2 separate regions of the Homo sapiens genome follow, and region 1 is linked to region 2. Evidence: chromatin loops called from intact Hi-C (ENCODE). Cell type or tissue: Calu3. All regions are shown on one strand. Links, peaks and the distances in the headings refer to the core of each region. The heading gives the core; the rest is flanking DNA.

Region 1 (12,746 bases), core at 3,074-8,073, 50 kb after region 2:
GTGCTTGCTATGGTTTGAATGGGTCCCTTCCAAAATGCAGGTGTTGCCAATGACAGTAATAGGAGGTGGGGCTTTTAAGAGGTGGTTAGGCCATGAGGGCTCCTCTCTGGGTAAATGGGATTAGCTGCCCTTACAAAAGGGCTCAGCAGGGGAGTTACTCCTGTTTTTTGCCCATTCTCCTTCTGCCAGTTGAGGGCAGAGTGTTCATCCACTCTAGAAGACGCAGCACTCAACAAACCTTAATCTTGAACTTCCCAGCCTCCAGAACAGTGAGAAATAAATTTCTGTTCTTTATAAATTACCCAGTCTCCAGTATTTTGTTATAAATGGACCAAGACAGTGCTCCCTTGGGCCTTGGCTAAAGATCTCTAATTTCCAAGAGGCTCAAGTGCCTAGTTCCTCCATTTCATTTCCCCCAAGCAAAGTTCTGAATTTAAATTTATTTCTCACCCGGAGCAAAAGACGCACATTCTGTTCACATCTCTCCAAATAAATGAGCTCATTTCTGTTTCTGAAGTAAATTTACGTCACCCATATTTGAAGATATGGGCTCTTCTTGTGCAAGTACTGAATGAGCCCTTATCTATAAATCACTTGCCTTCAGCCTTTTGAAGAGTCTACAAAGGCAGTTATACGGAACTACAAGATAAAAGTGATACCAAAGGTCAACAAAGCCAAGGATTAAACTTTGTTCCTTTCCTCTAGCAACTAGGAAAAAATACACAATATATCCTGCCATCAGTAAGTCAAAGCTTGATTGATCTAGGGTAATTAAATCATATAATCTAGCAAGTCCACTCCTTGGTTCTCTGACCAGGGCATCACATTCAGAGATAACATATCTGAATACTCATGTGACCATAAACACAAAGATTCCAATCCCAGGGCTGAGGGAGGGAATGGGTTTCCACGTTCCAAGTCCATCAAGCGTGTACATCACAGCCTTTGTTGAAGATACCTCAGTCATAAAAACTCAAACCTTTCTCCCTGTTTCTAAAGCACACAGCTGTGAAAACATGCTCCTTTATGGAACATGTTAGTTGATAATACTCGGGAAAAAAAAGTATGTAATTAATTGTTACCCTTTCCTCATCTCCTGCTTCAGTTTCCTCAGAAGCAGGAAGGTGCCCCCCACAGCGGACTAGGGAGATATGGGGCAATCACAGAAAGGAAATCCTTGGTGTGCCCAAGCCACGGGGAAGAGCAGCTGGGATTGCCACAGAAAAGCCAGCAGAAGCAACAGACCTCTAACAGTGAAACAGCCAAATAATCCAACATGAACATATTTTGAAGAGAAATATCTTTGATTTTATGATGCAATTAAGTCAGGGAGACAGATGTGCAAACTAGTTAAATATACAGGTTTTAGAATTAGATCTGAGTTTAAATCCTAGCTCTGCCCTTAATAGCTGTGTGACAGGAAAGGTCTTTCATCTCTCTGAGCCTCAGCACCCTCATCTGCCAAATGAGGAAAATACCTACCCTAATAGGTTGTACAAGGATTAAACGAGAAAATACATGTAACACTTTTGTGCAAAAAAAAAAAGGGAAATGTGGTTATTATTAACGAAAAAGTGGGACTGTGTATACTCAAGCCACTGCTTCTATTCAATTTCTAAGAAATAATAATGAGTAGTACCTAAACACTTTGGAAGTTTTCTGGGCACCAAGTATAAAACTATGTGGAAAGTTTTTCTATCCTACCAACGTTCACGTATACAACTTTCACTATGAAGACGTGATAAAGCTAAATTATACCTTAGAAGGAAACAAAGACTTTAAAACATGTTTGTTTTCATGTTAATTACAGTAGAAGCTAATAGAGAAATAAAGTTCAAATACTTCTGGAATTATTTTTAGGGAGACTTTTGTTTAAAAACAAGTTAAAGAACAATTGAAGGTGACAGGGAATCAAATTTGGACTTATGGGAAAAAGGGGAACTCAACTACTCAAAGATGTTCCATAACAGAGCAGATTTCCTTATATGACAACGAGCTGCTTCTGATCAGATGTTGAGCAAGTCAAGGTTAAAAGTCTACTTCAATGAGATATTCCACAAAAGACCCTCAATTCAGGAACTCTGCAGGAAGCAGAATATTGGATAAAACTCTTGAACACTACAACACACAACCAACTCTCTGGTGTCCACAGTAGGGCAGAATTTCCCTCTAATAATCATCCCTAATTAGAGAAGGGTCTCCAAATTCAGGTAAGAGACAAATTTGCCACTCAATTCAAATATGACAGAAGCTGAATTCACGAATCTCATGATCCTTAAGCATGTTGTTTTGCTCTCTCAACTCTTTTTTCTCCCTTGATGCCCTGCTTTTATCAGCTATCCAATCTAATTCCATGAATAGTTACTGGCTTCTAGAAATCTATCCCAAAGAAACAAACTCAGATGAAATTTATGCACCAAGATTTTGTACTCCAGTATCATTTTAATACCCAAAATGTCCTCCAATGGGAGAATGATTAAACTATATTTATATTTACAAAAAGAAATGTTATCCAGCTGTTTACACTTTTTTTTTTTTTTTTTTTGAGACGGAGTCTCGCTCTGTAGCCCAGGCTGAAGTGCAGTGGCGCCATCTTGGCTCACTGCAAGCTCCGCCTCCCGGGTTCACGCCATTCTCCTGCCTCAGCCTCCTGAGTAGCTGGGACTACAGGCGCCCACCACCAAGCCCAGCTAATTTTTTTGTATTTTTTTTTTTTAGTAGAGACAGGGTTTCACCATGTTAACCAGGATGGTCTCGATCTTCTGACCTCGTGATCCGCCCGCCTTGGCCTCCCAAAGTGCTGGGATTACAGGCGTGAACCACCGCTCCTGGCCTTAGATGATGTTTTCAAACAATATCCAATGACATGGGAAATGCCACAATAGAATTTTAAGTAAAATTGTGATATAAAATGACAAATTTTAATTATAAAGTAAATGTATACTTTACATAGGTCTACACTAGAAGGAAAAATATAGCAAGTTATTAACAATGGCTATGTCTAGGTAGAATTTTTAATTTTCTTTTTTGTCATTTTGTTTTCCAAGTTCCTTAAAATAATCATATATTCATTTCGTGATCAGAAAAAAAATTATTAAAAAAATAAATATGGCAAAAAAGCTATGTTATAGTTATCTTGGATTTGTAACTCAGAAATCAAAACAATTCTTTTAAAAGGAAGAAGCATGGTATAAGAAAATTAAGTTTGCATCTGACCCTATGTTTGAGATGGTTGCTAAGCACGATGTTGTCTTTAAATTAATCAATAAGCAAGGAACAGCTGGGACAATATCCGGTTTTACTGAGGATGTGGAACAACAGGAACTCTAATATATAGCTAGTAAGGCGATAAAAGAGCATAACTACTTTGAAGAGTAAATTGACTGTATCTAGTAAAGCTGAAAATACATGTGCCCTACTAGACAGCAATTTGTTCCTAGTTACATACCCTAGAGAAAACTCTCATACATGTGCAAAAGGAGACATGTACAAAGATGTCCACTGCAAAACTGTTTAATAGTAAAACAACTGGAAACAACTCAAATATTCACTAATAAGTCAATGGATACACTGTGAAATATTCATTTGATGGAATACTACGCAGCAGTGAAAATAAGTGAGACATATATCAACATGGATAAATCTCAAAATTATAAGGAAAAGAAAAAAGAAAGTTACACAAGTAGCTGAAGGATACATATAGAACACAACTTATATAAAGTCAAAACAAGTGAAAGAATATTCTACACCGCTTAGATATACAAAAACATGTAGGAAAAAGACAAGCCACGAAGAAAACACATGGGCATGATGAATGCCAAAATCAGATCAATAATTCCCTGTGGAGTGGGAGGAGGAGGGAATATCAGGGAAGGATATAAAGGATGGGGAGGGGGCGTTGTTTATTTGAAACGTGTATTTTTCTTCCTGCAGGGAAAGAGATCTGAAGCAAACATGGCAAAATATTAAAATATGACAAATTTGATGAATACACAGGTGTTTGCTATTTTTTTTTTTTTTTCTGTATGCTGACATACTGCAAATGAAAAAGAAATTCTAGGTAGCAGCTGATAATCTCTATGGAGGACAAGGCATCCTATCCACAGCAGTTTCTTAAACCCTGCTGGGTCTAAGGCCCCTCTGCAAAGCTGATGGAATCTATGGCTCCACTTCCCATGGGGTTTATTATGCTACCACCACTCCACCCTTGGTCACCTCAGGAGACATTCAGGAAAACCCATGCCCACTCTTTTGTCATGTGGTTGACCGAGGTAATTTCAACTCTTGCTAAGAGTTACCAAGGCCAGACAATTAGACAGGGAGAGAGCGTGAAACATTGGCTGCTCAGAGAAATAGCCTGTGATAAAAACAAGATTTTCACTGAATCAAGGCTGCCAGGGTAACAACTAGTGAAAAAGCTAAAAATCCAGTGGTACACATGCAACTGAATGTTTTCAAACCAACTTAAAAGGTAGGGGAAGCATTACGGAAAACATTCTTCAACTTAATTCAGCCTTGGTGCGAAGCCAAGGTTCTAAGTAGTGACTGACAACAAAGATTAGTGGGATTTGTTCATACTTCTCAAAATTTTCCTCTATTTGCACATCTTATTTAATAACATTTAATTTGGTTAATTTTTAGCAAACATTTGGCTAATGTCTATGCTTAGCTTTTCCAATAAAGCACTGTGTTATTTTCAGAAAGTCCAGATGAGTGGAAAACAATGACACTTTGAGTTACTGACTCAGTTAATAAAACCTAAGGGAAAATGGCTGCTGAGACTTAGAAGTCATGACGGAAACAACTGGTGACAGTACACCTAAATTACTGGCTAAGCACCTAGAAGGACACAGTCTTTGGCAGGACAGGCTTAAAAGATTGAAACCTACAAAGGGACATTAAATACTATTAATTCAACATGTATGTGAAGGTCTTTAACTGCTGTAATTATCTCAGAGGGTTTTTCTTTTAGAAGTTCTAGATCTGTGGTACTCAGAATTGTCCCCAAAATGCCAACATTGTAAGCTTAACAATGCCATGTAAAATCTCCTGTTTCTTTGTTATGGTCTTTCATTATCTCCATTGTATTCCATCTTTATATTCCAATCCAAATCTTTTATTCATGCCTGCCTCTTCCCTGTCCTCTCTTATTTCCCCTCTACCTTACCTGCAACCCTGACCTCCACCCCAGGCTGCCTCTTGAAAATGCAGAGCAACCACCCAAAGAGCTGGAGAGTGAGTGTTGATTTGGGGAACAATAGTGGGCTACGTAAGAAACCCTTTTGCAATTCACCTTTTTTTTTCCTTCCCTCCATCCAATTTTTCCAAACTTTTTCCCCCAATACTGTTGTTTTTCCCTGAAATTCACTCTGAGGAGTGAATAGGAGTGATAGGTTGAATGAAACCTATGCTACAGTATAAACACACAACTTCTTAAAACTTTCCAAGATCTTTATGCTAAGGAACAACAAAGAAAACTGTGCTGCTTAGTAATACTGTAAAACACATACTGTTTTAGCCCCCCTGAAACACACAGAGGTAATCTGGAAGAAGGAAGGCCTCTCCTGGCCATCGCAGAGACTGGGGCACCACTGGCAATTCAGTGGGCAGGGACAAAAATTGCCAATACACGGCAGTGACACACAATAAAGGCTGGCCCACCCAAGATGCCAGTAGCACCCCAACCGTCTCTCCCACTCTTATTATGATACACTGGACCACAGACACTCATGTAGCCAGATAACTCCAACTAATTTCAATAAATAGTTGGCTAATCTTGACATTTTCTGCCTTGTAGGAAAAGGTAAAATCAGCTATCGATTGGGCTGCCTGAATTCCCAATATCGCACAGATATCTGGGAAGGGGGAGGCAGGTGGTGGCACAAGGTCTGCACAGTATTGCCTCCTAGTGTTTGGAAATTCTCATTAAAATGACCATATTTTGAGTTTGATAGCACTGTATTCCAGAGACTTCTTCACTCATCCTTGATGCAGCATTATATTGAGCCAAAAGAGCTACAGGGGCCATTCTTCCCTGAAAATGAGTCAAGATGGTTACACAACCCTCCGCAGGGATCTGCACACAACGGCCCTCTGAGGGTGTGGGGGAGGACATGGTAAACATCTCTCCCCTTCATCAGCTCATGTTCTGACTCAGATTTTTCCTGACAAAACAAACATGGCTTTGATTACATATTAATTATTTTTGTAGCAAGCAGCTCATTCTCACATTCCTTCTCCTGCTCATTTTCCCTCCATAATTCTTTACCCTTTGCCCACAATCCCTCCTCCCAGTCATGTTGTACTATTTGTATGGAAAAAAAAAATTTTAAAGAGTTGCTTCTTGCCAAGTGTGACATCAACTCATTCTTATTTAGTGATGTCCCGCAAGAACTTGCTCTCCCAAAACGTTTGCTCAGTTTTGAGGCAACAAGATTACTCACTGCATTGTTTTCCCTGTCACTTGTTTTTGATGCATTAGTGCATCTTCTGAAACAGATGACATAACACCTAATTTCTATGACCCAAAGCGCTATACACATGTATACAAGCATCTTTTCAGACAGCTTCAGGAAGACAAAGCATTGCTCCTAACTTACTAAGAAGGAAAAAATAACACTATAACAAGATAACGATAATTTTAACCTCCCTGAAAAAGCTCTCTCTGCTTTCGGTAACAAGAAACAGCTATATGATAGTAAGGAAAATGTAAGCCCCAAATTCCATTCTAGGTGAAGAGCTTTGGTTACTTAGAGGAAAGAGAAGAGGAAGATGAAGAAGGAGTGACCCCTAAAATAGTAGGACAGACATATTACACTACTTCACGCTTAACACTTCTTAGCAAGGCACTTCTTAATGAATGCTCTTGGAAAATCAATAATTTTATTCTACACATAAAATAAGCCAAAGTTTAGAATTATTTTCAGTTAGCTCACTGAAAAAACTGGCGGTGGTATTCTTAAAATGTGTTCGACAATGATGGAATTACCAGACTATGTCAGGTACCGATCTTCTCTCATCAAAGTCTTCTTTAAAACTCTTTCCATTCCACTCCTCTGTTAATTAAAAGGTACAAGTGGGAATGATATTATTCCCTAGCTCTCCTTCCTTCAGGGAACAATATTAGCAGCACAGCAGACTTAATTATCAGAATGCAGAAGCGAATTCCCAGCGTAGGCTGTTCCTGGGCACAAATGCCAGTTCTGTCACATTCCAGTACTGGCTGACCAGGATGGCACTGAGGAACCTCAGCACGTACAAAAAACTGTGTAACAACTTGAGCATGTTCCTGGTCATTCTCTAGGATGTCGGCATTTTGGGGTTTCCACTGTCACCCTAGGGGAATCAGTTTAGATCCAACGCACCTAGAAATACTTTAGGACAGGGCATTCAAAGCTTGGGAGTCTAGGTGGACATCTAGCCTGTTCTGGGGAGTTCCAAAGTTCTCAAAGATATAAGGTTTCAAATAAACTAGAGAAGGAACAAGACAACACATATCCTCCTAGGGAACTGCAACTATTTAACAAAAACAAGGCCAAAAAGTCCATAGAGAGAAAGAAGAAAATCACAGGTTTGTGCTGCTGTCTGTGTGAGGGTGCACATGCGTGCATGTGTATTTTAGGTTAGCTGGAAAAAGACAAAGGAAAAGGCCTTGAAAGTTGTAATTATAGAAAATTGCTCAGGTGACTTCATCCCACCCACATGCTTTTGATTTTCAAAAAGTATGCTGAGCATTTTTTAAGTTAGTGTTCCGGAAAGACCGCAGCTGTTCAACACAGATTTCATATGCTCATTTAAAAACATTATTTTATTAACATAAAGGTTAATGGTTTCTAAATGAGGGTAGCAATTTCCAACATGAGTACCGTAAATTCCTATTAATATTCACTCTCAGTTTAAACATACAGACCCAGAAGGATGAACTGTTCCTTGACATTAACAGAAAAATAACATAAAGATTTATAACCCCCACCCCCCACTCCCTCCAAGAGTTTTAGCGTACCCTCTAGAAAACATTACATCTATGTTAAGCACATCAGTACGGTGACATTTGCCATGACTGTAATACTGCATTCAGCGGACCTAGGGCAAAACAAGTTAGGAGAACTGCAAACTTTGGAAGACACCTGCCCCTCCCATTCCCTACCATGCTCCTCTACCCACCCCACCCTCCGCAGGGCCTCCTTTTGAAGTGCTCTCCGCCATGGCCAGAAAAGGCATTGTGCGGATGCTAGGCTAGGGAGCATTGAGTATGCATCAGTGAAACGGCTCCTACTAGTTGTGGTTTTGCAAGGCCACAAGGCCAAAATTCAAAATTAATCTCCCACTGGGCACGGTTGCTCACACCTGTAATCCTAGCACTTCGGGAGGCCGAGGCGGGCAGATCACTTGAGGTCAGGAGTTTGAAACCAGCCTGGCCAACATGATGAAACCCATCTCTACTAAAAATACAAAAATTAGCTGGGCGTGGTAATGTGGGCCTGTAATCTCAGCTACACGGGAGGCTGAGGCAGGAGAATCGCTTGAACCCAGGGGGCGGAGTGAGCCGAGATGGTGCCACTGCACTCCAGCCTGGGCAACAGAGCCAGACTCCATCTCCAAAAGAAACAAACAAACAAACAAAATTAATCTCCCTTCCCCATTCTGCCATTATTCTGCTCCCTCAATCAAGCAACCCTATGGCTATTTCCCCGTCTTTTTATTCCTGGCACCCAATTTGCCAAATCCTGTCATTTCTTCCTTGAAAATGCCTCTCAAGTTTGCTCCTCCTTCCACTATCCCCACCCCAGCCCAGGCTTTCATCAGCTCATCACTAGGAAACTACAACAATCTCCTAACTGCATTGTCCATCTTTGGCCACTGTCATACCAATTCATTCAAAAAGCGCAGCTGTCAACATGTTAATACCCTGCTCCCTACTGCAACAAACAAAACTACAATCACGTTCTTATGGCATCAACTTCAAATTCCTTTCCCTATCCTTTAGGAGCCTCCAAATCTGGCCCTAACCTAATTTTCCCACCTTGCCGGGCATGGTAGCTCACCCCTGTAATCCCGGCACGCTGGGAGGCCAAGGCAGGTGGATCACTTGAGGTCGGGAGTTCGAGATCAGCCTGGCCAACATGGTGAAACCCCATCTCTACTAAAAATACAAAAAAAAAAAAAAAAAAAAAAATTAGCTGGGTGTGGTGGTACGCACCTGTATTCCCAGCTACTTGGGAGGCTGAGACAAGAGAATCATTTGAACCTGGGAAGCGGAGGCTGCAGTGGCAGAGATCACACCACTGCACTCCAGCCTGGGTGACAGAGAGAGACTCTTTCTCAAAATAATAATAATAATAATAATTGTCTCATCCTCTTACTCCCTCTCAAATTGCAGCCTTCTCTTTGGTCACAGAGTGATCACTCTGCCACCACCCCATCTCCTCAATGCAGGATATTCAGACCCACTTTGCTCAGACTCTCTTGCCAGCCCAGAACTCCTTCATCCACCTTCCCAACCCAACCTAACACATCACACCAAAACCCCACCTGTCCTTTTAGGTTCAGCTCAATTAATCATTCCTCTCTATATACAGTTGTTTCCTATGACTATGGTCCACCTCTTCCCCTGTGGTAAAAACCATCCGGCCTTTGGACTATGACAGACCTGAGTTTAAATCTTTTTGGAAGATGAGCAAGTTGTCTAACCTCTCTGTAGCTCAGCATTATCTATATGTGGATGATGTTAATATTTCCCTCATAGGATTGTTTTTGAAGACTTGCAAAGGTCCTGTATGAAGTACAACCAGTGTAGCACTTGGCACATGGGAAACAGGCACTCCACACAGAAGGTATGATACCATTATACACTACTAAATGAACACTATGCTTGTAAAATCCTACACTTTAAGTCAACCATGAGGTTTGTTTTCTATACTAGATTGTAATCCTCAGGAGCAAAAATCAGCCTGGCAAGATGGAATACATCTGTAGTCCCAGCTACTCAGGAGGCCAAGGCAGACACTTGAGCCCAGGAGTTTGAGTTCAGCCCAGGCAACGTACTCTGTCTCTTTAAATTTTTTTTTTTTAAAGGGCGGCAAAAATTATGTGACATCCAGTTATATCTTACTTATTTAATAATTCCAACTCCCTGAACAGCCAAGAAACAGGGAAAACCAAAAATGGCCTACAGGTCACCAAAATAGTTAAATCCCATGTATTAATTCCTGTGTATTTTAATAACAGGAAGCCCTTCAGACTGCCTCAGAGGCCTATTGGTTTGTCTTTTGTTTGTTTGTTTTTTGAGATAGAGTCTCAATCTGTCACCCAAGCTGGGGTGCAGTGGCATGATCTCAGCTCACTGCAACCTCTGCCTCCTGGGTTCAAGTGATTCTCCTGCCTCAGCCTCCCGAGTAGCTGGGATTACAGGTGTGCACTACCATACCAGGCTCATTTTTGTATTTTTAGTAGAGACAGGGTTTCACCATGTTGGCCAGTGTAGTCTAGAACTCCTGACCTCAAGTGATCCACCCACCTCAGCCTCCCAAAGTGCTGGAATTACAGGCATGAGCCACCGCACCCGGCCGAGGGCTATTGATTTTATTTTGGTTTCCAAGCTGACAGTAGCTGCTACTTGCTATCAGCAAGGGGAATGAAAGAAAAACCATAAAAAGTAAACATACACACCTGATCTGTACCAAATTGTAAACAAAATCAAGTCTAGCAATCAAAACTTCTGTTCTAATTGGTATATTAGCATGTATTATATGAGAGATAATGTAATTCTAATGTTCAAAAATAGAGACAAAGGCCGGGCGCGATGGCTCACACCTATAATCCCAGCACTTTGGAAGGCCAAGGCGGGCAGATCTACCTGAAGTCAGGAGTTCAAGAACAGCCTGGCCAACATGGTGAAACCCCGCCTCTACTAAAAATACAAAATTTAGGCAGGCATGGTGGTGTGCTCCTGTAGTCCCAGCTACTCAGGAGGTTGAGGCACGAGAATCACTTGAACCCAGGAGGCAGAGGTTGCAGTGAGCCAAGATCATGCCACTGCATTCCAGCCTGAGTGACAGAGTGAGACCCTATCTGAAAAAACAAAAAACAAAAACACTTAAAAGCAGTACCTGTAAAGTCCTGCATTTAGATGAAAAATAACCAGTTGTATAAGGATAGGGTGTGGGAAAACTGGCTCAACAGCAATTCAGTGGGGGCTTTTTTGATCTCAAGTTCAGAAAGTGGAAGCAGTAGTCCCAGGCACCTGGCAATGGTTACTGTACACCTGCGAGAGTATTCTGGGTGTCATGTTTAAGAAGAGATTTTTAAACTAGGGTACATCCTGAGTTGAGTGATAGAAGTCATTGTCCAGAAACCTTGTCTTATTATTATTTTTTGGAGATAAGGTCTCACTCTGTCACCCAGGCTGGAGTGCAGCAGCACAATCTCGGCTCACTGCAACCTCTGCCTCCTGAGCTCAAGGATCCTCCCGCCCCAGCCTCCCAAGTAGCTGGGACTACAGGCATGCACCACTGTGCTGGTCTAATTTTTTTGTATTTTTTGTAGAGACGGAGTTTTGCCATATTGTCCAGGCTGGTCTTGAACTCTTGGGCTCAAGCAGTCCGCCCACCTCAGCCTCCTAAAGTGCTGGCATTGCATTATAGGCATGAGCCACCACACCTGGCCGACCTTTTTTTATGAAGGAGATTTGAAGCAGATTACAGTTTTGGTTTGCAGAAGAGACGACTCAGAATATAACCCTCTTCTAATATTACATGGGTGCCAAATAGATACAGGATTTGATCTAATTTTATAAAGTCCCAGTGATCAGAACTGAGATCAGTGGACAGAAATTATTGGGAGGTAGAGTTTGGTTTGATAAAAAGAACTTTCTATAATAATTTGAATGGTAATTTTTATTGGGCAATTGCAATACGTCACACAGTGAGCTAAGCACTTTTCAGACAGCGTCTCACATTTAATTCTCACAGCATCCTTGTCATGTGGGTACTTTTTAGTCTCAATTTATAGATAAGGATACTGTTGTTTAGAGATAAGGATTTGTCCAGTGTTGTGCAGCTAAGAAGTGGCTGAGCAGCTGTTCTTAATCTGGATCTGACTGTTCTCAAAAGTCTATGTCTGTAACCTTTTTGCTGCCTTGCATAGTATTAAACTATCTTAATTACTAGAAATGTTTAAGCAGAACTGGAATGATTCTTTGTAACTTGGAATAAATTCCTGCAATTCATGAGAGTGCAGAGGGGCAGTGTGGCATGATAGGAAAAAGCACAGACTTTGGAGATAATTCAGAGATCGAAAACGTCGTATATTGGCCTTAGGATCTTGGTCAAGTCACCTAACCTCTTTGGATCACATTTTCCTCATCTCTAAAAGGGACACTAATACCTCTACCTCAGAAGGTTATTGGGAGGATTAATTTATTTGAGTAGTGTGTATTTGTTACATATTGGGGACTCAACAAATAATTGCTGTGTGCAGAAATCCCTTTAACTTAAACAATTATGATCGTTGGACTTAGAGCTGCACCATTTTAGCTTTGTCTCTATTTTTTTTTTTTTTTTTTTTTGAAATGAAGTCTCACTCCATTGCCCAGGCTGGAGTGCTGTGGTGCAATCTTGGCTCACTGCAACCTCTGCCTCCTGGGTTCAAGTGATTCTCATGCCTCAACCTCCTGAGTAGCTGGGACTACAGGAGCAAACCCCCATGCCTGCCTAAATTTTTAGCGTTTTTTTTTTTTTTTTTTTTAG
Region 2 (12,746 bases), core at 2,973-7,972:
TACTAGTTGGTGAACTTGGGCAAATCACAAGCTGACTCTCAGCTTCTACTTTTTAAAAGTGGGGATAATAATGGCTAATATTCATCCTACCTCACGGCAGTGTTGTAATGGTTATAATGAGATAATATATGTAGGATGATCTGAAAACAGAACACTGCTATAAACATGTATGTTTATATTATTCTAACAATGAATGGCAAAGTATGCTTGGAAGTTCTGTTTTTCATGGTAGTAAAACTAAAAAGTTCCCAAATCATAATCACATTAAAAGAAAACTGCTACATATTTTATATAAAGCTTCAATATCCACCCTTCTCAGATGTTTCTGAAATTCAGAACTACCAATTCTCCCAATTAGGAAGCAGTCAGCCTAACTATATAAATCAGTACTGTCCCTAGGGCAAAATCTGGCCTTGGAATTATAACTGAAGCCATTTATCCAAAGAAGATATACAAATGGCCAGTAAACACAGGAAAAGATGTTCAACATCACTGGACATTAGAAAAGTGCAATCAAAAGCAGAAAGAATACAACTTCACACCCACTGGGATGGCTCAAATTAAAAGGCAGACAATGACAAATGTTAGTGAGGGTGTGAAGAAACTGGAACCCCTGTGCATTGCTGGTAAGCATGTAAAATGGGACAGTCATTTTGAAGAGCAGTTTGGCCGTTTCTCAAAAAGTTAAACATAAAGTTACTATACAGCCAGCAATTTCACTTCACATGTATTCCCAAGAGAAGTAAATTATATGTTCACCCAAAACCTTGTACACAAATGTTTATAGCAGCATTATTCATAATAGGCAAAAAGTAGACACAACCCAAATATCCATCCACTGAAAAATGGATAAACAAAATGTGGTCTATTCATAGAATAAAATATTGTTCATCCATAAAAAGATATGAGATACTGATATAAGCTACAACATGGATAAACCTTGAAAACATTATGCTAAGTAAAAGAAACCAGACACAAGGGCCACATATCACATGATTCCCTTTATATGAAATACCCCCAACAGGCAAGTCCAGAGAGACAGAAAGGAGACTGGTAGTTGCCAGGGGATAGGGGAATAGAGGTATGGGGAGTGACTGCTGATGTACATAGAGTTTCATTCTAGGCAGATGAAAATGTTCTGGAATTACATAGTGGTGTAGCTGCACAATCTTGCAAGAATACTAAAACCACTGAAATGCACACTGTAAAAGGGTGAACTACGTGAATGATAACTCAGTTTTAAAAAATAATAAAATAAGTGTATTCAAATACATTCAATTCCTTCTCCCAGACCCCCGACAGATACCAGTAATGCATCATGGTTATTCTTTAAATCTGACTTGGACTCAGAACCCTTCCTGACACTGAACCCCAGATGGCCACTTTCGAGTTTACGAAGATGAAGAAACCTATTTGGGAATCCAGGACTAGGCACTATGAAAGTGGCTCTAAAACAAATTGTTGAGGCTAAGTAAAACATTTTTAATCCTAAAGGAAGGTGGTAGCTGAGTCTGCAAGAGGAACAGTCCAAGGTAAAAAGCTGTGTTCATAAGATCCTGGATCTTTACATTAGCCATACCATGCATCGACTAACCCCAAAAGGAAGCGTGAGATGCCAGTTCTCAGCAATTTCCTTGAACCTTTAAGCCTGCTTATTTTTAAATGGACTCATACTGACAGCATTCATTTTTTAAAAAATAAAAACTATATATTTACAGCACACATGTTTTGACATACATATACATAGTGAAATGATTTCTATAGTCATGCTAATTAAAATATCCACCTCCTCACATACTTACCATTTTTTGCTTCTGACACCTTCTTCAAGACCTTTCTTCCAGTTTGCAAACCCGGTGCTTGTGTTTTTATACATCGGCTATCCCGATTTGGTCTTTGACTCATGGTATTAGCTGTCTCCACTCCGAAGAGTAGGAGGCCCATTGCCACAAATCAAGATATGGCACGTTCTAGCCCACCTGCCACCTCTATCCCCACCAGACCATGGCTACTTGACCTGCAGTAGAGATTCAGACAGATTATAAAGGTTAGGGTATGACAGGCTGCAACAAAACCTTTCAGGGTCAACTATGTGCTTTCTGGCTGTCCGACCCTCTCCAGATCACCACTCCCATGGAGGGTTTGGGAGTATGAATCTTTCCTGGACGCCTCTCTCTAGCACAATGGACAACAATGGGCAAATGTTTTCCTTAATTACGCCACAGGCTGAATGGCACCAATTACCACATTCTGGACACTTTGAAGTGACCTTGTTTCTGAAGACAGTAGTTTGCAATGGCAGCCTGTAAGAATAAACTCTTGCCGGCGTGCGGGAGGGAGTGGGTGGGGAAGGATCGCCGGCAAGATCACGAGGCGAGGCTTGCGCGCCGGCCCGCACCCTGGCCCCCAGTGCCTACCCGGTGGGCCCGACCCAGCCACGATCAAGGCGATCCTAATCTTAACAATCATGGGAAACCGCGGCTCTCCAAGTTCTACCAGCCCTATGGATTTGTGGAAACATTAGACAAATGTTTTGAAAATGTTTGTGAACTGGATTTGATTTTCCATGTAGACACGGTTCACAATATTCTTGCAGAAATGATGATGGGGGAATGGTATTGGAGACAAACATGAATGGGATTGTTACACAAATTGGTGCACAAAATAAGCTGGAAAAATCTGAGGCTGGCTGAGGGGGAGCTTCAGCCTGTGCTGAACCTGTATCAGCTGTAAAAAATGTGAATCTTCCTGAGATCCCAAGAAATATTAACATTGGTGACATTACTATAAAGTGCCAAACCTGCCCTCTTTTAAATAAAAATTTAAAAAGGCTACTCCCAGGTAAAATCCAGGGGGGAAAGTCACGTAAGTTTACCAAAAATAGAGGAGGACAGTCAAGTTTTGCTCTTGGATTTAAGTCAAGGTACTGTATAAAAGCTGTGTAAAATCAATATGAAAGTTCAATGCTGCTTTCCTTTTTTTTTTTTTTTTAATTTTTTTTTTTGAGAAAGAGTCTCGCTCTGTCGCCAGGCTGGAGTGCAGTGGTGCGATCTCGGCTCACTGCAAGCTCCGCCTCCTGGGTTCACGCCATTCTCCTGCCTCAGCCTCCTGAGTAGCTGGGACTACAGGCGAGCGCCACCACGCCCAGCTAATTTTTGTACTTTTAGTACAAAAAAAGTACTTTTAGTATTTTTAGTACAAAAATTAGACGGGGTTTCACCATGTTGGCCAGAATGGTCTTGATCTCTTGACCTCGTGATCCGCCCGCCTCGGCCTCCCAAAGTGCTGGGATTAGAGGCGTGAGCCACTGCGCCCAGCCAGTTCAATGTTGCTTTTCTTGCTCAGTGATTTTAAGGAAATTGAGTAGTTCCTATGTGATTTATTTATTTTTCTAAACTGCATTCCTGTGCCTACCTACGGCATGCCTCTATGTATTGGCTACTACAGTGTTTTAAAAAGTGTTTGAGATATTTCTTTAATTATGTACAACCTAAAGTGTTGGTGTTTTGTATGGATCACAAGTGCGGCATTCCTTAATTCCTTCTGCTGTTTGTCACACAATTGTTAAAGAACCAGATATGTATCGCATGAAAACATTATGACGTTTTTCTCTTAGTTTAAATAAACTCCAAGGTAACTGGACTTCTAAAGCACCTTTCTGTTTGCCTGATACCTACTTTAGCAATAATTTTTTTTACAACCCTCTGACTCAACAAAGTAAAGTATATTTTATCACTGTTAAAAAAAAAAAAAAGAATAAATTCTTGCCATGTATTCTCATAGGCGTACCTTTGATCTGTCAACCAGAAAAGAGAAATCCCTCTCTGGTAAATCTCACTCCACACACTCTAACAGAAACAAAACTGGCATCCATACTGGAGGACTATTTCTTTTGGTAATCAATGCACATCATATTAGAATGATTTGGTAGATAGAACCCAGTATATAATATACACAAATTCTCTAGTTATTTTAATTATTGTAATAAAATAATGTATAACAGTTACAGCTGCTATCCATTAAGTATCTACTAACTGTCAGATACTGTACTGTGCAGTTTACATACATTATCTTTATACCTCACCACACTCTCATAGGGAAAGTGTCCCTCTCCTATTAGAGATGAGAAATTAGAGATTCAGAGATGAGAAAAGGTGCCCAGGGTCACACAGCTCGTACTAGCAGTGAAGCCAGAATTCAAACCCATGCTTTTCGGCTCCATTTTTGCCTATTTTTTCTAAAGAGCTAATTAATTCAAAAGTCAGCTCATTTCAATTAAATACATACCATGTTGAGCAGTGTGTTTAATGCCTTTTTGAAATCCTTAAGAGATGAATTTAAATGGCAATTTGTTATGCTGTCAAGCGGAATGGAAAAACACTTTGGTGTTTACTTTTCTAATAAAAAAAATAATAAATTACCAGACAAAACATGGACAATTACAAAACAAAAACTGAGAGGAGACCAAAGGGAATAAACTGTTAGCAGATAAACTTAAATGACATTTTCACTGGCAGTTCGTCTGTACATTTTGTACTCTTGACATCTCACTTGTACAAACATTTCACAATTCTTGACCTCACCAAGGGGGCTTAGACAAAGCAATCTTCATCTGTAAAAGGAAGGAGGTGCAAGGGTCCTGAGCAACCCCCTCCTTTTACAGATGAAGGCTGCTCCCAGAGTGGGCAAGCACTATCCCTAAGCTCACACAGCTGGGACTGATGGGGCCAGGACAGAACTCCAGATCTCCTGATTCCAAGGGCCACCACACCTGTCCTAAGCGACCAAAGTCTACCAATGACATTTCCTTTTCCATAGTTTGTTCTACTATGCTTTACCCAATGAATTATAACTGTGTGTGAAAACTATGATCTAAAGTGAAGCTTTTCAAGACAATTATTTCTGACCATAAGGGAAATAAAAATCTATCATTAATCAGTGTCAAAAATCAAATGACAAAATCCAATCAGACATCTCCACGTCCATCAGGAATAGGAACCTGCTCGGTGAGCCTGGATCTGCAGTGAGAAGGGCATCAGTCAAAACTGCACACGTCTGCTTCCTTCTGAATTACGTAAACCTTCCCCGGCTCCTTATTAGTGTACCACCTCCTGTTGCACAATGACAAACAATGAGGCCGACTGTCGCCAATGTTTTCATTAATTACACCACAGGCTGAACGGCATCGATTTCCACATACTGGACATTTTGAAGTCACCCTGTTTCCTTTGTTCAAACAATGTATCTAAATGTCTCAGAAAAAGAACACATTTTATTCAGGTCTTCAAAAGAATTAAGCGATATCAGAACGGCAGGAATTTGAATTGTATGACTGTTCCAATAATTACTTTACGACTTGCCCAGTTTCCCCGATGCCTTCTTACCCTTGGCATCACGTCTAGGTGGGAAAGTGGGACAGAAATCCTAAAACCTTTAAGCAGCTTCCAAAACTAAACAGGCAGATTATACCTCCTCCCCACAAAAGGCCTTGCAAATGGCATTGATGGCAGCAAACCAGGAAAAGAAAAACATCACAAGTAAAAATAAAAGCCTGAGGGACAGAAGTCCCACTCCTCCCGTTCCTTGGGAGAGCTTTCCTCGGGTCCCATGAAAGACAGCGGTGTAGGGCACGTAGACATCTGAGATCTTTTGCCTCCTGGAAAAGGCCCCGTCTGTAACCAAGCACCCCAGCCCTTTCTGACTAATTCGAGGCTCCCTCTCTGCAACCCCTCCAGAGTGGCAGTGGGGAAGGATGAAGCTCCTAGGCATGAGTCCACTCTCTGTCTACCTTCTGTACCACCACAGTCCTCTGAGACACTGTTAAAAAGCCCCATTCTCCAAAGCACGGTTGGAAGTATAAAGAAGTTACCTGCAAGGTAGGCGGAGTTGCCACTTCAAGAACGTAAATGTGGGGTCTTCAGGGCTATTTTAAAGTGTGGTTGCATCCTATAAAGACTGCTTTTGAGATGCTAAGTATACTGTGACACTATGCAGCGAGTATTATAAAGGAATACAGGGTAAGGGAACATGCTTGAACATTGGGCATGAGCAGGAGACAGGATGAAAGAATAAGACCTTAAAGAATTGAAGACACGGCCAGGCACAGTGGCTCACGCCTGTAATCCCAGCACTTTGGGAGTCTGAGGCGGGAGGATCACTAGGTCAGGAGTTTGAGACCAGCCTGGCCAACATGGTGAAACTCTGTCTCTACTAAAAATACAAAAATTAGCCAGGCATGATGGCAGGCGCCTATAATCCCAGCTACTCGGGAGGCTGAGGCAGGAGAATCGCTTGAAACCAGAAGGCAAAGGCTGCAGTTAGCCGAGATCGCCACTGCATTCCAGCATGGGCGAAAGAGCGAAAATCTGTCAAAAAAAAGAAAAAAAAAAAAAAGAATTGAAGACAAGGTCAGGCACGGTGACTCACGCCTGTAATCCCAGTACCTTGGGAGGCCAAGGCGGGCAGATCAACTGAGGTCAGGAGTTCGAGACCAGCTGGCCAACATTGTTAAAACTCATCTCTACTAAAAATACAAAAATTAGCCGGGTGTGGTGGCAGGCACCTGTAATCCCAGCTACTTGGGAAGCTGAGACAGGAGAATCCGTTGAACCCGGGAGGCAGGAGTTGCAGTGAGCCGAGATTGCACCACTGCACTCCAGCCTGGGCCACAAAGAGCAAAACTCCATCTCAAAAAATAAATAAATAAATAAAAATAAAAGAATTGAAGACAATGGACAAAGAGGTGGAAAGGAAGCGCGGCTTTAGAGTTTCGAAGGTGGACGTTAGCTCTGAGCCTGCATCCCAGCTCCACTTCGACAACTGTGTAACCGGGAACACATTCAGGTCTCTGAATCTCAGCTGATCGTGAAATATAGCTGATATATGCAAAATGCCTATTCTAGACCTGGCACATGGTAAACATGTAAAAACGACAGCTGCAACATTATTGCTGCTGTCACTACCACATCAGGTGAGGGGCTGGAGAAGCCTCCACAGATGCAGCAGGTGGATAGTGAAGGAAAGGCTCCAAGCCACGCCACTAACCTGGACTCCCTTTTCCGATGTCCAGAATTAAAGAGAGGTAAAAGTAAGTTTGTGTGACCAAAGTGACACACTTAACATCTTAAAACCTCAGCTAAGGTAATGAAACAATAGAAAACTGGACTATGTGCTCTGTAATTCCCTCGTGTATGCACCCAAACCATGTGTGAACACAACCCCTTTTTGACTCAGAGAACAGAGCTTAGCAGTGGTGCGTGGGTAAATATTTTACAGCTAAAATCCTCCACCCCGTGCCTGAAGAAAGAACCAAGATACCGCACATGGGACAATGATGATATTGGTCTAATGATTTGGTATACTGCCACTGGGGCTGCCTTGTGCTCCCGGGCAGGATGATAGATGGCTGCTCGGGACATCAGGCTGGAGCCTGATCTAGAGTCCAGAGGCCCATGTCATTCCTCATGCAGATGGCTGAGGCACCGACTCAACTTTACCACATAAACGGTTCCAGCAAACACTTCCTGTGCACCAGGGAGGCATAAGGAAGGAGGTCCCTTGTGATCAAGGGAAACCGGGACCTCTGCATGTGCCAGGATGTTGGCGGTTGCTGATGGGAGAGCAGGATTCCTCAGGCAGAGAAGGGGAGCAGACACCAGCAGGAGGGGGCACAGCAGAAGTCAGGGAGCAGGAGTGGAGGCTGGACATTTCAGGCTAGAGCCATGTGAATTTCACGGATTTTGCAGAATACAACTATGACTATTACAATATCTGATGGAGAGGCAGGTGAGTGACAGACTCCAGAGAATCTAAGTCTCAGCAAGGGCAAAGAGAGAATTCGTAAACTTCCAGGTAGAAAGGGGAAGAGAGGAGGCTGGGGGACTTTGGGATACAGGAAGAAACCATCACTGTAATGATGCTGTATTACGCCACTAATGCTCATACTTCTACAGAATAACATTTTGCAATCCCTCCTTGTCTGGCTGCATTTGATATAAATGACTCTTACACCCCCAAAATAATCCTTTCTTTTACATAGCTCCGTATGGTCCTGCAGAGTCCTTCCACATTCATTATGCCTTTTGCTCTGGGCTGCAGGTTGGCTGTCATGGGCAGTTTCCAGCAATGGTGTGAAAGGACCTTAGACAAGTGAAATGCTCTCTACTCATGTGTAAATGAAAACTATGGAGGATCGCCAGGACGTCAACTAAAGTCTTATAATACTATAGTCAGTCTGTCAACGTGGGCAGAAGAAAATTAAATGCTGCTTCAAGCTTTAGGGACACCTCCTGATGAAATCCTTTGGGAGTCCCTGAGATCTAAAACAATTCAGATGTTTTTAAAAGGAGTATAGATCTGCAAGTCTCCTACCAACTAACAACAGAGATAGCAAATAAGACTCTAGTTCAGAACATTCAGATAAACACGACAGTGAGCAGGGTGATAGTAAAGAACAGAATCTTGGGATTTGGGGTTGCCATTGGTCAAATAACCTGATAAATTTCAGATCTAGACAGAGTTATAAAGAAGAGTCTCCTGGCTAGCTCTGTACTGACCAGCAGGTCTTTATATTAAAAGTTCCTTTCTGGGAAGGCCTTCTGTGTCACCCCATGTAAAATTTCTACCCTACTGACATTTTATATCCCCTTACTTTTTTTTTTTATTCTTGTATTTACCATCTTACATGCCATCTATCTTATTTTTTTACCGTGTTTATTGTCTGTGTCCACAATGGAATGTAAGGTCTCTGAAGGAGGGATTCTTGTCTGTTTTGTAGTGATATTTCCTCGACACCTACAACAGGGCCTGACACAGAGCTGACTAGTTCATAAATGAAGCAGACATGTAAAGGCATGTGCGTAAAAAGTTCTCAGAGGCATATTCCTATCCTGGTGAGTCAAAAAGCTGCAGGCAGGGAGATGGAACTCTTATGAGATTCACATACTGTGAGAAAACAAAACAAAACAAAACAAAACAGAAGCTAGGTATGGTGGCTCATGCCTGTAATCCTGGCATTTGGGAGGCCATTGTGGGAGGACTGCTTGAGGCCAGGAGTTCAAGGTCAGTCTGGGAAACCTAGCGAGACCCTGTCTCTACAAAAAAAAAAAAAAAAAATTAAAGTCAGCTGGGCATAGTGTCACGCACCTGTAATCCTAGCTACTGGGGAGGCTGGGGCAGGAGGATCACTTGAGCCTAGGAGTTTGAGGCTGGAGTGAGCTATGATTGTGCCACTGCACTCTGGCCTAAGTGACAGAACAAGACACTCTCTGTAAAAAAATTAAATTAAAAAATAAAAGAGCAAGTACCAGGCCCTACTCCAGACCCACTGGCTCAGAATCTCTGAAGATGGAGCCTACCCATCAGTTTAAAAAAAAAAAAAAAAAAAAAAAAAGGTATTTCAAATTGAAAAAAAAAAAAAAAAAAAGCAATGCATGTTCAAGATAGAAATCTTGTAAAATACAGAAAAACAGAAGCAGGCTAAAACAAAATACCACTGATAATCTCATCTCTAAAGGGCAACCACAATTAAGTCACTGTCATGTTACCTTCTGTCTAATCATTTATTAAGAATATTTAACATAGGCAGGCACGATGACTCGCACCTGTAATCCCAGCACTTTGGGGAGGTGGGTAGGAGGATTGCTTGAGGCCAGGAGTTCAAGACCAGCCTGGGCAATATGGCAAGACACTGTCTCTACAAAAAAATTTAAAAATTAGCCAGGTAGGTGGCACACCTGTAGTCCTGGTTACTTGAGAGGCTGAAGTGGGAGGATCACTTGAGCCCAGGAGTTTGAGGCTACCGGAAGCTATGATTGTGGTATTGCACTCCAGCCTGGGCAACAGAAGGAGACCAGGGAGACCCTGTCTCTAAAACAAGATTGTTCGGCCGTGGGCTGCATGCAGTCCAGGACAGCTTTGAGTGTGGCCTAATATAAATTTGTAAGCTTTCTTAAAATATTATGAGTTTTTTTTGTTGTTGTTGTTTTTAAGCTCATTAGCTATCCTCAGCATTAATATGTTTATGTGTGGCCCAAGACAATTCTTCCAATGTGGCTGGGAAGCCAAAATATTGGACAACCCTGCTCTAAAATAAACAAACAGAATATTTAACACAGTTGAAATCATATTGAATATAAACTATTATAGCTTGATTTTTTTTTAACTTATTGTTAGATCTGTTCCTAATGTCACTTGGTTTTCATTGGCAGGAGGACTTAAACCAAGCAAAATTTACCATGGAACCTTGCATCAGGCCTTCTGAATCTCAAAGCTGGGCTGCAGATGCATTTTAGGAATCTAAGTTCGAAGATGACACAGATGTTCAAAATTTAGTGTACCCCTGGGCACACAATAGACTGTATTTCCCAGCCTCTTTGGAGTTAGCTGTGGCCATGTAATTGAGTTCTAGCCGAAGTCATAGGCAACACTCATAGGTTTGGCCCGTAAGAACCTCCTAACTGTGCTAGTCCACTCTTTTTTCCCTTTTGCCACTGGACACTATCAGCAAGGTGGTCTTTGGGGACGGCAGAGCCACAAGATAGAAGGAAACTGAGTCCCTGAACTCAATGGAGGAGAGTCACCTGCTAACCAGAAACACCCACCTTGAACAAGAGCAACAAATAAACTTCTGTTGCATTTGATCCATTACACATCTTTGAGTCTACTTACAGCTGTAGCCTAGCTTACTCTACCTAATGCAACCCTCATAACCTTTATTTTCTCTGATAGAATGAGAAAACTTATCAGTCCCTAGGATGAGATAATTGAAGAATATAAAGTTGTTCATTAAACAAGTATTTATTCAACATCTACTACATGCCAGGCATTGTTCTAGGCACTGCAGCAATGTTCAATTTGCTAAAATTCTTGTTTCTCTTCATTGGAAGTGATACAGGACAGGGAATATCTTTTCCCAGCCCTGGTTTCATTTCCATAACCCAGGAGCCCTCAATACTGGCTAGTTGGCTTAGAGACTACAGGTGCTCTGGGGTTCCTCACAAGAGAGGAGGCTGCATGGGACCTCTGACACTGCCCGCTCTGGTGGACTGGAAATGAGCAGGGGAGGGAGAAGAACAGGGGCTCTAGAACCTGGCACTGGGAAAGCTGGCAGAGCCAGCTGTCTGAGGGCATGTCTAGGGCAGGCAAACTGGGGGGAAATGGGGCTGCTGTTCACACATGCTCATATGTCATTGTCCAAAAGCGGAATGGAGTTAAATCTCAGAGCAGTCAAATAACCGGGCTCTGCTCATGCCTTGCCAAAAAACACAAGCCTACATTTCCAACAGGCAAGTAATAAACTAGATTCGGCCCTCTTCCAGGATTTCTGGCTTTTGGCAGGACAGTGCTGGTGCAAAGGAAGTGTGGGGCCAGGCCCAAGGAAGCCCTGTGCAGCATACCTTACAGTCCGCCGAACCAGAAGCAGCCCACTCCCCCACCTGGATTTCCTGCCACCCAGGGGACCAGTTGTATTTCTTACAGAAAAGAAAGGTTGCCCAAAGGACAAGAAGGGGGGAAACTATAATTACACTGTAAGGTTTCAACCTGGAATTGATGCCAGAGTAACTTGTGACATTCTATGGGAACATAAAATTTTCTTGAAATGTCTTGCCTCAGGATTTCAGCAAAAAGAAGCCGACATCTCAATGTTCTTGTCAAAATTTGCAGCTTTGCAATAGGTACTCCCAACTCATTTTATAATTTCAGGTCAAGAAAGAAGCAACTGAAGCCAAAATATATTTAAAAGCGGCCACAGGACTCTAACAATGTTGTCATTTAAAGGAGATTCGGTTCACAGTGTCAGGGCGATAGCAACAGTTTCACCTGGCCAACAGCTCACGCTAACCAGGCTTTTAACCAAAGGAGCTCAAAGTGAATGCTAATGCCAGTTCAGACAGTGATGCTCTGTGCAACACTCGGAACTACTCATTTAATCTGGATCAGTCTCTCTCCCTGGGAGGACACACAGTACAGGAAGTCAGGTCAAATACTTGGAAAATGACTCCAGCTGGGTCTTAAACATTACGGTACCGATGACAGAAAGAAATCCCTGCCCAGCCCTGTGTGCAGGCCCATGAATGGCAACTCTCGTGCATTCCTTCAAACACCAGTTGAGGACCTACCATGTAAAAAAAGGAATAACCAAAAATGAAATGAAGGACTCCAAAGAGGCAGAACATAAGTAGTATGGTGCAGTGGAAAAGATGACTCACCTTCTAATACCATCTTAGTCATTATCTAATGGAAAGATACCCAGCAAATCCCATATACACTCGAAGATCCTTGGTTTCTTTATTTGCACAATGAAAGGGCTAAATTAGAGAAACCTTAGGGCCTCTTCATAATCCTGTGTAATCATATGGCTTTCCAAGGATTGCAAGTTTTTCTTACCAGTTCATCTGAACCCCCTCCATGCTTCATACTGGTTTATGTCAATACACTATGCTTATCAACACATCTAAGAATTAAAACAGGAGTTACTAGAATCATATCATGAATGTACTCTCAAGGCCTTCAAGCAAGCACACAGGAACTGTAACAAAATAAAGCTTGTGGCTTTATCTTAGTTACAAAGGCGTTCTAATCTATGACACATTTACCCACTGACAGCAACTAGAATGAGGCAGAAATAAGACCCAGGGCAGTGACAAGAGAAGCTCCAAAAGTCTGTGCTGCAACTTGTTCTAATCTATGAACACATTTACCCACTGACAGCAACTAGAATGAGGCAGAAGTAAGACCCAGGGAAG

The links. Peaks named below come from ENCODE experiments on the same cell type or tissue, not always from the same donor. Only the 100,000 strongest peaks of a DNase experiment are listed, where the experiment ranks them.
Region 1: it touches region 2 in a loop (3-fold over the local background); 24 of 110 quality-filtered maps call a loop at or near these places.

The regions. Positions count from the first base shown.
Region 1 is chr12:12,391,865-12,404,610 of GRCh38, reverse strand. The region is part of intron 2 of BORCS5 (BLOC-1 related complex subunit 5); the gene reads right to left. Among named protein-coding and RNA genes, the nearest start is that of BORCS5, 41 kb to the right of the region's middle. In Calu3, for the core only: no CTCF peak of the experiment used is centred there; a DNase peak (open chromatin) is centred at 6,090.
Region 2 is chr12:12,442,175-12,454,920 of GRCh38, reverse strand. All of the region lies in intron 3 of BORCS5 (BLOC-1 related complex subunit 5), which reads right to left. It also overlaps the pseudogene AP3S1P3. Among named protein-coding and RNA genes, the nearest start is that of BORCS5, 91 kb to the right of the region's middle. RefSeq lists an enhancer at 8,674-8,843. In Calu3, for the core only: no CTCF peak of the experiment used is centred there; a DNase peak (open chromatin) is centred at 5,100.